3 separate regions of the Homo sapiens genome follow, and all the other regions are linked to region 1. A link is an interaction called in ENCODE POLR2A ChIA-PET data of the cell type or tissue named here. Cell type or tissue: GM12878. All regions are shown on one strand.

The links. Peaks named below come from ENCODE experiments on the same cell type or tissue, not always from the same donor. Only the 100,000 strongest peaks of a DNase experiment are listed, where the experiment ranks them.
Region 2: POLR2A ChIA-PET joins it to region 1 with 13 read pairs; 1 of 35 experiments calls an interaction of 5 or more read pairs at or near these places.
Region 3: POLR2A ChIA-PET joins it to region 1 with 6 read pairs; 9 of 35 experiments call an interaction of 5 or more read pairs at or near these places.

Annotation. Positions count from the first base shown.
Region 1 is chr1:40,626,217-40,631,216 of GRCh38, forward strand. RIMS3 (regulating synaptic membrane exocytosis 3) reads right to left here. Exons shown (of 8, transcript NM_014747.3): 6 at 3,055-3,156; 7 at 2,594-2,733; 8 at 1-513. The coding sequence ends at 301. Among named protein-coding and RNA genes, the nearest start is that of RIMS3, 37 kb to the right of the region's middle. RefSeq lists an enhancer at 2,086-3,285. In GM12878, a CTCF peak has its summit at 4,499 (motif pointing right); a DNase peak (open chromatin) is centred at 2,435; H3K27ac peaks cover 195 bases.
Region 2 is chr1:40,807,021-40,812,020 of GRCh38, forward strand. The region is part of intron 1 of KCNQ4 (potassium voltage-gated channel subfamily Q member 4); the gene reads left to right. Among named protein-coding and RNA genes, the nearest start is that of KCNQ4, 26 kb to the left of the region's middle. In GM12878, no CTCF peak of the experiment used is centred here; a DNase peak (open chromatin) is centred at 2,691; H3K27ac peaks cover 821 bases.
Region 3 is chr1:40,700,640-40,705,639 of GRCh38, forward strand. All of the region lies in intron 1 of NFYC (nuclear transcription factor Y subunit gamma), which reads left to right. Among named protein-coding and RNA genes, the nearest start is that of NFYC-AS1, 11 kb to the left of the region's middle. In GM12878, no CTCF peak of the experiment used is centred here; no DNase peak of the experiment used is centred here; H3K4me3 peaks cover 697 bases; H3K27ac peaks cover 2,543 bases.

The DNA of each region.
Region 1 (5,000 bases):
TTTGGGTTTCTTTTCAACAAGACACAAAGAGACGTGGAGACATTTCAGCCCATATCATCACCAGGAGTGACTATACCCAGACAAATGAACAGATAGAACGTGGTCACGTACACACACACACACACGCACGCACACACGCACACACTACAGTCTCCACTGCCAGCTGGGATGAGCCCAGTAGCCAACAGGCATGCAGCAGGACAAGGGGTCCAGAAAGACACGAAGACTATGTACAGGGGAGGACATGGGGCCAGCAGGCACCCCTCCCCACACCACCATCCTGGCCTCTTCCTGACATCCTTAAGAGCATGAGGGGCTGGTGGCACTCTCCAGGGAAGACTGGGACAGGCGCCTGGTGAGGGATCCGAGTGTGGAGTCTGCCACTGAGGAGGTGGGGAAGAGTTTGTACCAGCCGGTGACCGCGGCGCTGAGGTCCAGCTCGTCCAGCATGATCTGGGCCATGCCCATGAAGCACTTGTGGTCCATGCGGCCATAGTCTCCCCAGACGATCACCTGCCAGGAGGAAGAGAGGGAGGGAGTGAGCCACCTCCCTGACTCCAGGACTGTGCAGCAGGCCTAGGAACCTACACGTTTCAGCAGGGCACAGATGGAGCAGAGGGAGCCAGAACTCAAGACTGATTTCACACAATAATTTACTGAGCACTTGAGGTGTGTTAGATACGATCCTATGGATTTTACCTAGATTCTTTCTTTCAATTGTTATAACAAGCCATGTAGGTAGGGGTGCTCTGTATCATTATTTCCATGAAGGAAACTGTAGCTCAGAAAGGTTAATTAGCTAACCTAAAGTTGCACAGTAACTTGTGGCAGAGCTTGGATTAGGACCTGGGTGTGTGACTCCAGAGCCTCCCAGCATTTCAGATAACAGCCTTCCCCAGGAAGGGGCAAACTGAGAGTTCAGGACTTGGCCATAGCTCTAGCTGTGCTGCTGGCTTGCCGTGGGACTTGTGTAAGCTCCATGCCCTCACTGGACCTCAGTGTTTCCAGCCACACCACTGGGAGATTTTTTGAGATGGAGTCTCACTCTGTTGCCCAGGCTGGAGTGCAGTGGCGCAATCTCAGCTCACTGCAAGCTCTACCTCCTGGGTTCATGCCATTCTCCTGCCTCAGCCTCCCGAGTAGCTGGGACTACAGGTGCCCGCCACCACACCCGGCTAATTTTTTGTATTTTTAGTAGAGACGGGGTTTCACCATGTTAGCCAGGATGGTCTTGATCTCCTGACCTCGTGATCTACCCGCCTCGGCCTCCCAAAGTGCTGGGATTACAGGCGTAAGCCACTGTGCCCGGCCGTTATTCCTTTTCTAAGCAAACACCAAAGATTATTCTTCCCACTCCCCAAAGCCTAGGGTTCCGCAGTTCTTTTTTTATTTTTAATTTTTAAGAGACAGGATCTTATTCTGTCACCCAGGCTGGAGTGCAGTGGCATAATCATAGCTCACTGCAGCCTTGACCTCCTGGGCTCAAACAATCCTCCTGCCTCAGCACCTCGAGTAGCTGGGATTACTGGCACGTGCCACCATGACCAGATAATTTTTTTTTTTTCATGTTTTAGAGATGGGATCTTGCTATGTTGCCAGGCTGGTCTCAAACTCTTGGACTCAAGTGATCCTCCTGCCTCAGTCTCCCGAGTCTCTGGGATTATGGTTGTGAGCCACCATGTCTGGCTCTGCAGTTTAAATTTGCAACTCCAAGGCCCCTTGCCACAGAACCATCTCAGCCCAGAGGAGCAGCCCTAGATGAGAAGTTGGATGGCCCAGACAGCCCCTGGCTCTAGCCTCTTCTCTCTCACCTCCATGGCCTCAGGCAAGATCAGCAGCCACCACCATGATTGTTAATACTTAGTGAGTAGCTGTTTATGTGGCAGGCCCTATGTAAGGCTCCCTACATGCAATCCTCTGTTTAATAGTCACATCTACCCGCGGCTAATGAGTGCTGAGCTGGAATCTGAACCTAGGACTGAGCCCAGAGACTGATCCACCACTGTGCTTTATCCCCACGTGACCTCAGGTTCTTCATCTATGAAACGAGCATGAAGATCCCTCCCTCCCAGGACTGTTGAGAAGGGCTAACAATACCAAGTGTGCAGAAGGCCTTTGTTGCTCTCAAGTAATTGGGATGACAGTCACCTGGCCTGGGCTCACCCCAAGCAAGTGACTTCATCTGTAAGAGACTCGGTTTCCGTAAAGTGAAGAGAATCACACCTACTCCACAGGATCATCTGCAGGATGAAATGAGGTCGTGTTTGGAAAGCACCTAACACAAGGCTTGGCACTGAACTGATGTGCAATGAACATTAGCACTAGGGGAAGGAGGAGGCAGTGGTCACATGTGTCCTGGTTCTACCTACCAGCTGTGCAACCTGGGGAGCAATTTGATTACCCCCAAAACCTTGGTTTCCTTATGAATCAACTGGGGACAGTAATACCTCACAGGGTTGTGAAAGTAAATGAGTAACGCAAATTAATGCACCTACCACAGCACCTGGCACAGGATGAATCATAAATGAAAAACTTTAAATTACAACTTCCAGTCTGTGAGTCCACCCTGCCCTACTTGCCCTGTGACACCCACCTGCAGCACCTTGCCCTGGGGTCCCTCGTCAAAGAGCAGAGCCTGCTGGTACAGGGGATCACAGGTCTTCTTGGTCATCTTTGTCTTCTTCTTGGCCAAGCAGGCCCCATTCTCCAGCAGGTAAACCTTGATATAGGTGGCTAAGGGAGGAGAGAATGTATGACAGGGAGGGGTCCAGGACAGACAGCTTTGGCCTGCCCATCCCCTAACTGCCAGGTGATCTTGGAGGTGAGCAGGATGTGTGGAATGAGCCAGCCAGTGGACAGCAGGCAGAAGAGGTGACTCAAGTACTGATTCCTCCATCCTCCCTTACTCCCCCACCTAGTCACTGGCCTTCCAGGCAAGCTGTGACTCCACTGTAAAGAATCCCGATTTAGGCCAGTGGGAGCTGAGGACCTGCTAGACCCAGAGCTCGGCTCTATGCCCCTCCCTGTCAGGACCCCATTTCCAAAATCCCTCACCTGGGAGGGATTTGGAGCCTGGTTTGGGGGTCAGGCCCCGAGCTTCAATCACTTCCACCTCCAGCTGGCCACTCCGGTCCATGATGGCAATGTGCACATCTCCTGAAAGGAAGAAGAGGGTGAGTCCAGGCAGGGCCAGACCAAGGGGCAGGCCAGCCAGCTGCTGTACTGAATGCCAGCCTGTGGAGGAGGCTACATCATCACTAGAAAGGGAACAAGATGGCACCAACCACATGGGCCAAAACTGCTCTCGGAAGACCACTTTAAAGCAGCTGAGGGACCCTTTGATAGGTCCCTTGGGGTGGGTTGGGGTAGGGGCATGATCTTCAGGGGCATGACTGGGTAACAACAGATGGCTGCCAAACCCCCATTTGTGTCTGGCTAACTGAGAGGCTTCTGTTTTACTGAGCAGAATAGCAAACTTGAGGACAGAGCTTCCTGTGTCAGGAAGACAGGGGAGGCTGTGGGCTCAGTGGCTGTTCTTCACCTCCCCATACATCTGTGTCAAAAGAACATCCGTTTGAGGCCGGGCGCAGTGGCTCACACCTGTAATCCCAACACTTTGGGAGGCAGAGGCGGGCAGATCATGAGGTCAGGAGATCAAGACCATTCTGGCTAACATGGTGAAACCCCATCTCTACTAAAAATACAAAAAATTAGCCAGGCATGGTGGTGTGCACCTGTAGTCCCAGCTACTTGGGAGGCTGAGGAGAATCACTTGAACCCAGGAAGTGGAGGTTGTAGTGGGCCAAGATTGCACCACAGCACTCCGGCCTGGGTGACGAGGAAGACTCCGTCTCAAAAAAAAAAAAAAAAAAGAAAGAAAGAAGAAAAGAAAGAACATCTGTTTGAAAAGGCTCTGAGCTAAAAACCTGCCCAGGACACGAGGCACTACCAGACAACAAGGGCCTACTACTGCATTACCAGTGGAGGGAGGGAAGGCCAGCAGACTTTCTGGGTGTGGACGGCTGAGAAATCTTCACTGTACTCCCACAGAATGGATTATCCAGCCGGGGCAAGGTCTGTGTGTGGAGTTATGTCAGTTACCTGATTTCTAGGAACTCTTAGTTTTGTTCAACATTGGTTGGCAGAATTTGGAATTATGTAGTAGTCAGTCACTCAGAACAAAGTGAAGTCTTTTACAGGGGTGCAGAATCATAAGCCTGGTCCACAAGAATCAAATGGGCCAGACTTTGAATTCAGTCACCCATTTTTAGATTATCTGAGCCATCATGAAATTGTTTGTATTTGTGTACTACGGAAGATGGGGATTTGCTAATTTCAAGAGACCTCCTGGAATTCATCCACCTCCATCCAGCTATTCCTGACCTCCTTGTGGGGAAGGGAGAAGGGAAGGTCTTAGGAATTAATCTCCAGTAACATCACTACCGAGGTGAGCAAGGCAAACCTGTCCTTCCCTGGTCTGACACCAGGGGGTACCACACACGAATGGTCCCGGCTGCCATGGCGCATTAGCCTTGTGGAAGTGGCTGGCTCCTCTCACTGCTGCCCAGCCTGTGGCTGGGTCTAGGGCTGGGAAAAGCAGGCTCCCCAGACCCTTAAGAGACTGAAAACAAGGGTCCAGCCCTAGAATTGGATTTGGCTAATTCCCAGCCTTTGCTTTCAGCTGATCCTTGCCCTCTGAGGGTCCCCATCATCTCCTGTTCCAGCAGGCAGGAGCTCCTGGGCAGGAGCTTTTGAGGGCATTGCAGTGGAAGGAGTCCTGGCCTGGAGTGGAACCCCAGCTCCACTGCATGACTCACAGCAGGACACTGCACTTGGCTTCCTCATTTGCTGGGAGGGTCAAAGGTTGAGCACTGTCCTGATGGGGGCTGAGTGGGGACGTGTGGGTCAGGTGCTGCTCAGGTCAGACTGATGGGAAAGGAGTGGAGGCGAGGAGGCACCTCTGGAGGAGCTATCCTGGGGAGGAGCTGCTGGAAGCCAAC
Region 2 (5,000 bases), 180 kb after region 1:
GGGGTGCTGGAATCCAGCCTATGCCCAGGGGTGGGGCAGCCCAGGGGAAGGGATGCCTGTGCTAATGGGTCCGTCTAGAGGGGTCAAGTTTTTATAACTTGTCAGGCTAACGGGAATGCTTTTTTTCTAAGCCATCCTCCAAGAGGGGGCATTTTTTTCATAGTTTGTTCTATGTGCTGGCGGCTGCTGTCCCTCCAGGGACAGCCTCAGGGAAACTCAGCTGAGGGCCAACTCTCTCCTTTCTACCCCACTGCTGGAGAGTCACAAGGCGGAAGGGACTTTGGCCATTACTGAGTAGTGCTCCACCTACATGTTGCAGACAGGGAAACTGAGGCTCCATCAGGGCCCCATTGCAATTTCTAAGCCCCAGCGCAAGCCTCTGGCCCAGAGAAGCAGCAGCGGCAGTGGCGGCGGCCCTGGTGTGGGGCCCTGGGTCACGTGCTCTTGCTCCCTTTGCCATATTTAGAATCGCTGGATCAGGGGAAACTTCTCCTCCCAGCCCCTGAGGATTCTTGGAAAGAGCCTCGCTCTGAGGCCTGGCTTACTGCCCCTCCCCTTATTCCCCTGCAGGAGAAAGTAAGTGCCTGCTCTCTCTAGAAGAGTCTGGGGGCCTCCAGGCTGCCCCCCTTGTCAGGAAGTGCCTGTCAAGTCTAGCTGAAGTCCCTTCTTCGGTATCAGCTCCGGTTTGGGGTTTAAGGAGCCCCTTTCTTCCAGAAGGTGATGGTGGCCATAGCTTCTGCCCTCTAGGGACCTTGGCTGAATGGAGGACAGACTGGCCTCAGGGTCCTCCAGCTGAGGGGAGACAGAGCCCTGCCTTTGGGCCCTGGTCTAGGGGGCAAGGAAAGAGTCACGCGCTCCCCAGGCCAGATGCACAAATCACTTGAGCTTGGGGGTTGGAGACCAGCCTGGGAAAATAGCAAGACCTTGTCTCTACTAAAAATCAAAAAAAATTAGCCAGGTGTGGTGGTCCCGGCTACTCAGGAGGCTGAGGCAGGCAGATTTCTTGAGCCTTGGAGAGTGATGCTGCAGTGAGCTATGATTGCACCACTGCATTCCAACACAGGCAACAGAGCAAGACCCTGTCTCAAAAGAAAAGAAATCAGGGAAACTGCTGGTGGCTGGGCAGTCCCCAGACACTGGCAGGGCTCAGTCTGGGAGGGACGCTGGAAAGACGAGGGAAGGAAGGAGGCTCTGGAGGAAGGAGGGGGCAAGGCCTGGATCTGTATTTACCTTGGCCTTGGTGGATACTTGGGGGTGGGGAGCGGTCCTCTTCTCACACAGGCTGCTTCCTACTGGATAATCAAGCCTTAAAAACAAACAGCAACAAAAAACCTAAATAAAACCCTGAAATGCATGTGTTGAGTGCCTGTGATGTTCCAGGTCTGAAGAGCCATCCTCGCTGCTGAGGATAATGGTCCTGTGCTCCCATGGGACCCCTCTCCAGGCGTGGTCTTTTCTCCCACCTTCCTCTCCCAGCTCCATACCTCCTCCATCTCTTCAGATCCCCCACCCCACCCTCCTGCCCACTTCTGAGAGTTGGGCCTTGCCTCTTCCCAGAGCAGTCCCCAGTGAGTAGGGGCTGTCGGCCTCCTCCCTTCCCACAGCCTCCTCCCACCTACATGCCTTCCTGTCCCTGTGGAAGCTGGAGGGATCCTTCCTACTCCACACCAGCTCCTCCCTGGCTCTGGATCCCAGCCTCCCATCTTCCTTGGGGACTTCATTCCATTGACTACTCACTCTGTCTCCCCGCATCTTCAACTTCTCCTTCTTGATCTCTTGGCTCCTTCCACTCTGGCTCTCTCATCTTAAAAGAAAAGAAAAAGATTCCCTATACCCTGCATCCTTCTCCAGCTACGATCTCTGATCTCTTCTTTGCAGTCAAACATCTTCAAATTGTTAAACCTACACTTACTGTCTCTACCTCCTCACTGCCCCTCCCCTTTCTCACTTTTTCTGGGCCTGTTCTGGTCTTCCTCTCCTTCTGAGAGAAGGCTGCCCTTGCCAAGGGACCCAGTGACCAATGTGTCACCAAATCCAGAGGACATTTTTCACGCCTTATCTCACTTGACCTCTTGGCAGCATTTGACACTGTTGTCTACTCCCGCTTTGAAACATGTTCTTCACGTGGCCTCTCTGACACTTCTCTCTTCTGCTTTCCCTCCCAGCTCTCTGGCTATCCCTCCCAGTCTGCGTAGAGGGCCTCTGTTCCTGCTGCACCGCTGGGGCTCCATCGGGTCCTCCTCTAACTTTGCTACAAGCTCTCTGGACTGTCTCAGCTGCTCCTGTGACCTCAGTCACCACCTCTACCCTGATGTCCCCCAGATCTGCATTTCCAGCCGGGTCTCTCTCTTCATACCCATGGAGTGTTTGCCCAGTGCCCATAGCCCTCTCTCTCTCTCAACATGCCCACCACCCAACACCTGCTCCTCCAGTGGGGTCTCCCCCGTCCCATGAAGGCACTCATGGCACCTTCATCCATCCAATGCCCAAACCAGAAATAGAGAAGTTGTTCTCCTTCCTAGTTCCCGTTTCCAGTTAATCACCGAGCCCTACTTCCTGCGGTGTTTTCCAACCCATCCACTCCTCTTCCCTGCTGCCACCACCCTGGGCCAGGCCACAGTCATCTGTCGTCTGAGCTATTGTGGAGCTTTCTTGGTCTTTCTGCTGAGTCTTATCTCCTTTGATCTATTCTGTGTACTTCCCCAAGTGGTCCTGAGATGCAAATTGGACTGTGTCATTTCCTCTCTTAGAACTCCACAATTGGCCAGGTGCGGTGGCTCACGCCTGTAATCCCAGCACTTTGGGAGGCCGAGGCAGGTGGATCACTTGAGGTCAGGAGTTCAAGACCAGCCTGGCCAACATGGTGAAACCCCGTCTCTACTAAAAATACAAAACTTAGCCGGGCGTGGTGGTAGGCACCTGTAATCCCAGCTACTCGGGAGGCTGAGGCACGAGAATCTCTTGAACCCAGGAGGCGGAGGTTGCAGTGAGCCAACACCACTGCACTCCAGCCTGGGCGACAGAGTGAGACTCCGTCTCAAAAAAAAAAAGAACTCTACAATGACTCCCCATTGCCTTTGGGATCATGTTCACAGTGCCTGAGAATGCTACTCAAGGCCCCTGGGTCTGGCCCTCTCTGGTTTTTCCACTGCCCCCTTCACTTTAGGCCACACCATCCAGAACTGCTGGCCGTTCTGGGCTGCCTCGACGGCCACATTCCCACTGCTTGCACATCCTGCTTCCTCTGCCTGGGGCACCCCGACCCCTGTCCAGTTACCTCCTCCAAGAAGTCTTCACTGATCCCTCCACTTTGGTTGTGCGGAAGGCTTCTTGGGACTCTCCCCGACCCCTTGAGTACACTGTCATGGCCTCGTCCATCCCGTCACCACTGTGTCATGTTCTGTGTTGTTAATTCCTTGGGACCTGGATTATTCATTTCTGGTTTTACAATAAACCTGGCTGAGTGTAGGTGTCTGAAGTGAATATAGCCCAGAGAGGTCAGGTGACAACCTCTTTTCTGCTGTGAGATGCCCTGCCATCTTTCCTACCCCCATCATATCCCCATCTCTCTGGCCTGGCCTCCCAGCAGCTGTCCCTCCAGGGACATGTTGGACATGTCGAGAGAGAGAGCCGTGGACACTGGGCAAACGCCCAGTGGGTATGAAGAGAGAGACCTCAGCTGGATCCAGGGACATCCCCAGAGAATCTGGAGCTGAGCTGATGGCCGATCCTCTCCACCCCACTGCTGGAGAGTTACCAAGCTACAGGGACCTTAACCATCACTGAGTTGTCCCCGACCTTTGTGTGTGTTTCTGACAGGGAAATTGAGGCCCAGAGCATTAGTAGGGCCCGGTGGTCCAGGTGGTCTTGGGCTCAGGTCCTGCGCTTATGACTTTGAACAAGTCATACCTTTCTTTTCTCATTTGAATAACAGCTTTATTGAGATATAATTCACATACAGTAAAATTCCTCCTTTTAAAGTGTTCAGTTCAGAGGATTTTAGTGTATTCACAGAGCTCTGCAGTCACCACAGTATACGCCTCTGAACCGCCCTCTCCTTATCAGGGTGATGATGGTACGGTTCCATGGGGTCACTGTGAGAACTCATTAAGAACATGCATTTAGAGGGCTTGGCACAGTGTCTGGCCAATAGGAAGCCTTTGGCCAGCAGGAGCAGTTATGGTTATTACTTCAGGTCACCACATGAGAGCCACCTCCCCAGCAGAGCTTTCCCCCTCCTGCCCTGTGGCCGCTTCTGGACAGTGACTTGAGGAGGTATAAATGTGGAGAAGGCGGTGATTGCAGTTGTTTAAAAGCCCTGAGCTGGCTAATAATTGAGTCAGCTGCAACTGCTCCCATCACCTAAGCCAGTGATTCTCAAAGTGTGGTCCCCATAACAGCAGCAATAGTATCACCAGGGACCTTTGTAGAAAGGCATATTTTCCACTTCAAACTTACTGAATCAGACACTGTAGGAATAGGTCCCAGAAATCAGTATTTTAACAAGCCCTCCAGGTGACTCTGACACCCACCGTAGTTTGAAAACCACAAATCTAAGCAAACCATTCACTTTTTCATCTCTAATCCTCTTGCTCCCTCCTGAACGAGTGGGATAGTCATGGGATGGGGAGATGGGGGAAATGGAGAGGAAAGGTTGGATAAGCCTTGTGATCAGACCAGCTGGGGAGAGCCAGCCAGGCAACACCCGCCTGTCTCATTCTGCCTCCTGGGCTGGGCAGGGAGAAAGAACATGGGCCACAACTTGCAGGCAGACATGATGGGCAAAGATGTCCTAGAAAGTGGCCGCTAGTCTGGCCTGTCTGCTGGGGAGATTAGAGAGGGCCCAGGCCAGCCAGCACCCATGTTTCATCTATATTTGTATAGATGGAGAAACTGAGGTCCCAGAGGGGGCCAGAGAGAATCCTTAGAAAGTCCTTTGTTGGATGAATGAAGCCACACCCTAGTTGTGGCAGGCATGAGACCCCAGCTAAGGGGCTCCT
Region 3 (5,000 bases), 74 kb after region 1:
CTGGCTTATTTTTTATTTTTTGAGATGGAGTCTCACTCTATGAGGTTCAAGGCTGGTCTTGAATTCAAAAAAATTTGTTTTATTTTTTAATTTTTAATAAACTAATAAATGGACGTTAAGGAGATGACAAATTCTGAATTATTTGCTTTGTTGTCCAGGCTGGTCTTGAACTCAGTGTCTTCACTACTGCATCCAGTCACCAGATAACTTTAGCATCCTGTTTTCCACGTTAGTGGTCTAGAGTGCTGCCATCCTCCCACTGTGTCCCCTTCTCCAGCTTATTCTCCACACTGTACCCAATGGTAAGGAACTAAACAGTCTTAAACATGGGGCTGGGAAAATCAGAATTACACTTTAAACGTGGGACTGATTGTGCCAGTCCAATGTTTAAGACGCATTAGTTCCTTATCATTGTCCTTAGAATAAAGTTTTAGTATATTAGCTTTGTCCAACCCTGTATACCTTTCTTTTTTTTGAGAGAGAGTCTCGCCCTGTCACCCAGGCTGGAGTGCATTGGTGCAATCTTGGCTCACTGCAACCTCTGCCTCCTGGGTACAAGGGATTCTCCTGCCTCCAAGGGATTCTCCTGCCTCAGCCTCCTGAGTAGCTGGGATTACAGGTGCCTGCCACCATGCCTGGCTAATTTTTGTATTTTAGTAGAGATGGGGTTTCACCACGTTGGCCAGGCTGGTCTCAAACTCCTGACTTCAGTTGGCCTCCCAAAGTGCTGGGATTAAAGGCATGAGCCACTGCGCCCGGCCTACCTTTCTAACTCTACTTCTAGCTTCTTGCTTCTGGGCTGCTGCTATACCAAACAGGAATGTAATACTTTCTGTCAGCTTCAGGCCTTTGCACATGCAGTTCACTTTGTCTATCTTGGTTTTTATTCTTAGGATTTTAATTCTCCTAAGAAGCTTTCTCTGACCAGCCTAAAACTTACGTAAGCCCTGGGTTAGGTGCTATGCTTATGTCCTCCCATAGCATTTTGCATTTGCATGTGTTGTAACTCTTAATGTACAGCATCATGATTGCCTATTTTAACTTTCCTGTTTGTTACAGTAGACTTTAATCTCTTTAAGGACAGGAACTGTGTCTTGTTTAGAATCCCCAGAGCTTATTTAGTACAATGGCTATGCTTATAATTTAAGTATTTATTGAACAAATGAAATTTTCCTAAGCCCTAAAACCTTGCAAGATGTTTTAGTGCAGGAAACTGGCCTCGATGGAGTTGAATAACTAGCACGAGGTCACTCACCTAAAAAGTGGTGAGGAGGGATTAAAATCTAAATCTGTTTAGCTGTAAAGATTGGGCTTTTTTTCTTGCTGCTGCACATGACTGCTCTCTCTCATGTTGCCTTTACACATCCCTGTCAAGTGTTCAAACAGCCCGTGCCTAACAACCCCATCCATAGCTTCTGAGGAAAGTTGTGTCATCTTTGGACAGCTCTGAGAGCTGAAGCGAGTCTTTGCAGAATAATTTCCCATCTATTGGTCTTAATTTATGCTTTGGAGAATATAACTTATTTTCAAAAAACAAATAATTCAGAATTTGTCATCTCCTTAAGGTCCATTTATTAGTTTATTTCATTCCTTCATTCACTGATAACCATTTACTGAGCACCAGTGCAATGTTCCTTTATTCTAATGACGTGGTCATTGCTCAGAATGTTTCTGGGCCTTTTTTGGGGATTATCTTCAGAACTTTTTTTTTTTTTTTTTTCGAGAGGGAGTCTCTCTTTGTCACCCAGGCTGGAGTGCAGTGGCGTGATCTTGGCTCACTGTAACCTCCGCCTACCAGGTTTAAGCGATTCTCCTGCCTCAGCCTCCCGAGTAGCTGGGACTACAGGTGTGTGCCACCAAATCTAGCTAATTTTTTGTATTTTTAGTAGTGGTGGGGTTTCACCATGTTAGCCAGGATGATCTGGATCCCCTGACCTCGTGATCTACCTGCCTCGGCCTCCCAAAGTGCTGGGATTACAGGTGTGAACCACCGCACCCGGCCTATCTTCAGAACTTCTATCAGATTATTTTGAAGATGTGTGAACATATTTTTGTTTGTTTGTTAAACCTTGAAGGTGGATTGGATTTGAGAAATAGCTACTAGTTGTTCAAGACCAAGTTGGGTGAGAGATAATGGGTCAGAAATTATAATCTGGCAGTCCTCAATTTTCTTTGATTTGCTTATAATGTTTTTTGAGATGGAGTCTCACTCTGTTGCCCAGGCCGGAGTGCAGTGGCATGATCTCGGCTCACTGCATCCTCCACCTCCCAGGTTCAAGCGATTCTGCTGCCCCAGCCTCCCGAGTAGCTGGGATTACAGGCATGTACCAGCACGCCCAGCTACTTTTTGTATTTTTAGTGGAGACGGGGTTTCCCCATGTTGGCCAGGCTGGTCTTGAACTCCTGACCTCAGGTGATCCACCCACCTCGGCCTCCCAAAGTGTTGGGATTACAGGCATGAGCCACCACGCCTGGCCTATGTTTTGTTTTTTTTAAAACTTGAACCGAAACTTAAAATAGAAAGATTTGACATTAAAACAGTCTGTCTTTTACTTCTTAAAGAATCTGGGCTGGGTGCAGTGGCTCACACATACAATCCCAGCATCTTGGGAGGTTGAGGTGGGAGGATCACTTGAGCCCAGGAGTTTGAAACCAGCCTGGGCAATATGGGGAGACCCTGTCTCTACAAAAAAAAATTAAAAATTAGCTGGGTGTGGTAGCGCATGCCTGTGCTCCTAGTTATTCAGAAGGCTGAGGCAGGAGGATCACTTGAGCCCAGGAGGTCAAGGCTGCAGTGAGCTGTGATCATGCCACTGTACTCCAGCCTGGGCAATTAGCCCTAAAAAAAAAAAAAAGAATATGAAGCTCTTATTGCAGTTAACCACATTTCCTACATGGCCCTCTTCAGTTGGAGCTGTGTAGTGGTCACTCCTTTAGATGAGTCACACACTTGCCAGTTTTCCTCAATCCCTGCTACTCCGTTATTTCACTGACACTGTGGCTAAAATCGGATTTGATTTATATCTTTATGCTTTGGGGATATATGTAGATAAAAATAAAGACACTTGCTGCCTTCAAGAAGCCCTTCTTTGGTAATAGAGGCATGTTAAAAAATAGTTATGTGTACCTGCTGTATAATCAAGTGTATATTTAGATATTAATTGGGCACCTACCACATTCCAGATAATATGTTGAGTGCTTTCACTTATTTAAGCCTCAACACTCCTGTTAGTTGGTGTTATTGCCTCCATTTTACACAGGAGGAAGTGAGCTCAGAAATGGTTAAGTATCTTGGCCAATATGCAGCTAGTAAGCAGGTAGCTATGATTCAGAAATCATTCTCCCAACCAAGAGCAAAATTCTCACTTTACCTTCTTTGAGAGTATTAAAGCTTCAACCGTGTAACCAGAGTTACTGGTTTTGTCTCATAGTGATTTAAGTGTTTTTTTTTTTTTTGGAGACAGCTCTGTCTCCCAGGCTGGAGTGCAGTGGCGCGATCTCTGCTCACTGCAACCTCCACCTCCCAGGTTCAAGCAGTTCCCCTGCTGCAGCCTCTTGGGTAGCTGGGACTACAGGCGCCCGCCACCACGCCCGGCTAATTTTTTGTATTGTTAGTAGAGACGGGGTTTCACCGTGTTAGCCAGGATGGTCTCGATCTCCTGAATTCGTGATCTGCCCCCCTCAGCCTCCCAAAGTGCTGGTATTACAGGCGTGAGCCACAGCGCCCAGCCTGATTTGAGTGTTTTTTAGGGTAAGAAGATGCAGTTGTCTGGTGTAGAGGGCTGCTGAGATCCAGGACCAGGGAAGAATGTTAGCTGAAATCCTAGAGATTCTGTTAGGTTCTCAGTCCACAGTAATGACAGGTAGAAGAGAAAGCTATAGTAAGAGTGAATGGATTCAGCTGCCAAATGGAATTCAAGAATAATTTGGGTTCTCTTCCCACTGTGGCTTGAATTCTAAGGTAAGTGTTGATGAGAAGTAGGACTTGAGGTCTTTTCCTTGCAAACTGCCAAGAAGTAATAAAAACTACGCTGAAGACCTTCATAGAGTGTTAAAGGTCATGATTGGGTTAATCTGGTACATCCGAAGCAGAGTCGGAGGGCCAGCTTTTGGAACAGTGATCAGACATTTGGTGGGATTAGTGGTGAAAAACCTGGGTTTCCAGCATAAAAAGTGGAGAATTTTATGGCTCCTGGTAGTCTTCCCATACTGTCCTTTATGGCTAAGGAGTTGCTTTCTGCAGGCCTGCAGAATATGCTAGAGATAGAAGAGAGGTGTTTCTTCAAAGTGGCTTCAGGGCCTTAAGCAGGTCTTCTCCCTTTCTGAACCTTAACCGTCTATAAATCAAGGAAGTTGAATTGGATGACATTTAATACTTTCCATTTTTTCAATGCTTATTCAGGCATAGTACAATATGCTTTACATATATTACCTTGTTTAATCCTTAAAATGGCTCTCTGGTATACATGGTGATATCTATACATTACAGATAAGGAAACTGAGGCTCAGGGTTAGTACAGTGTCATATAATTAATAAGTAGAGTCAGAACTTGAAACTAACACTGCCTTCCAAGTGCTTAGTTGTTTTGCCATACTGGCACTAATTAGTAATCAGCGAGGTTGTGAACATGTTCTCCCTATTCTTCTGCTCCCCACCCCCACCCTTCACATGAGCTGCTTTTCCTTGTCAGCTGACTGGCCCTCAGGTGTTCTGGGGCTAAGAGAAGCTCCAGTACAGATAAGGCCTGTTGGCCTTCTGCCTTCTCTTCCCAGGATGGGAGTAGCTATTCAGAATCTGTAATCTAAACTTTTGAGAAAAGAATTACAGTACCTATAACACATCGTGTTAACATAACCAAACTCTTTATTTGGATGCCATTGTGAAATTGTCTCACAACCCCTTCAAATTTTAACAGTGTACTCTTGTTAATGATTTACCTAGTTGTTTCATGCTCTTATAAATGTGGTTTGTTACTGGTTAAATGGTCCTAATAATTTAG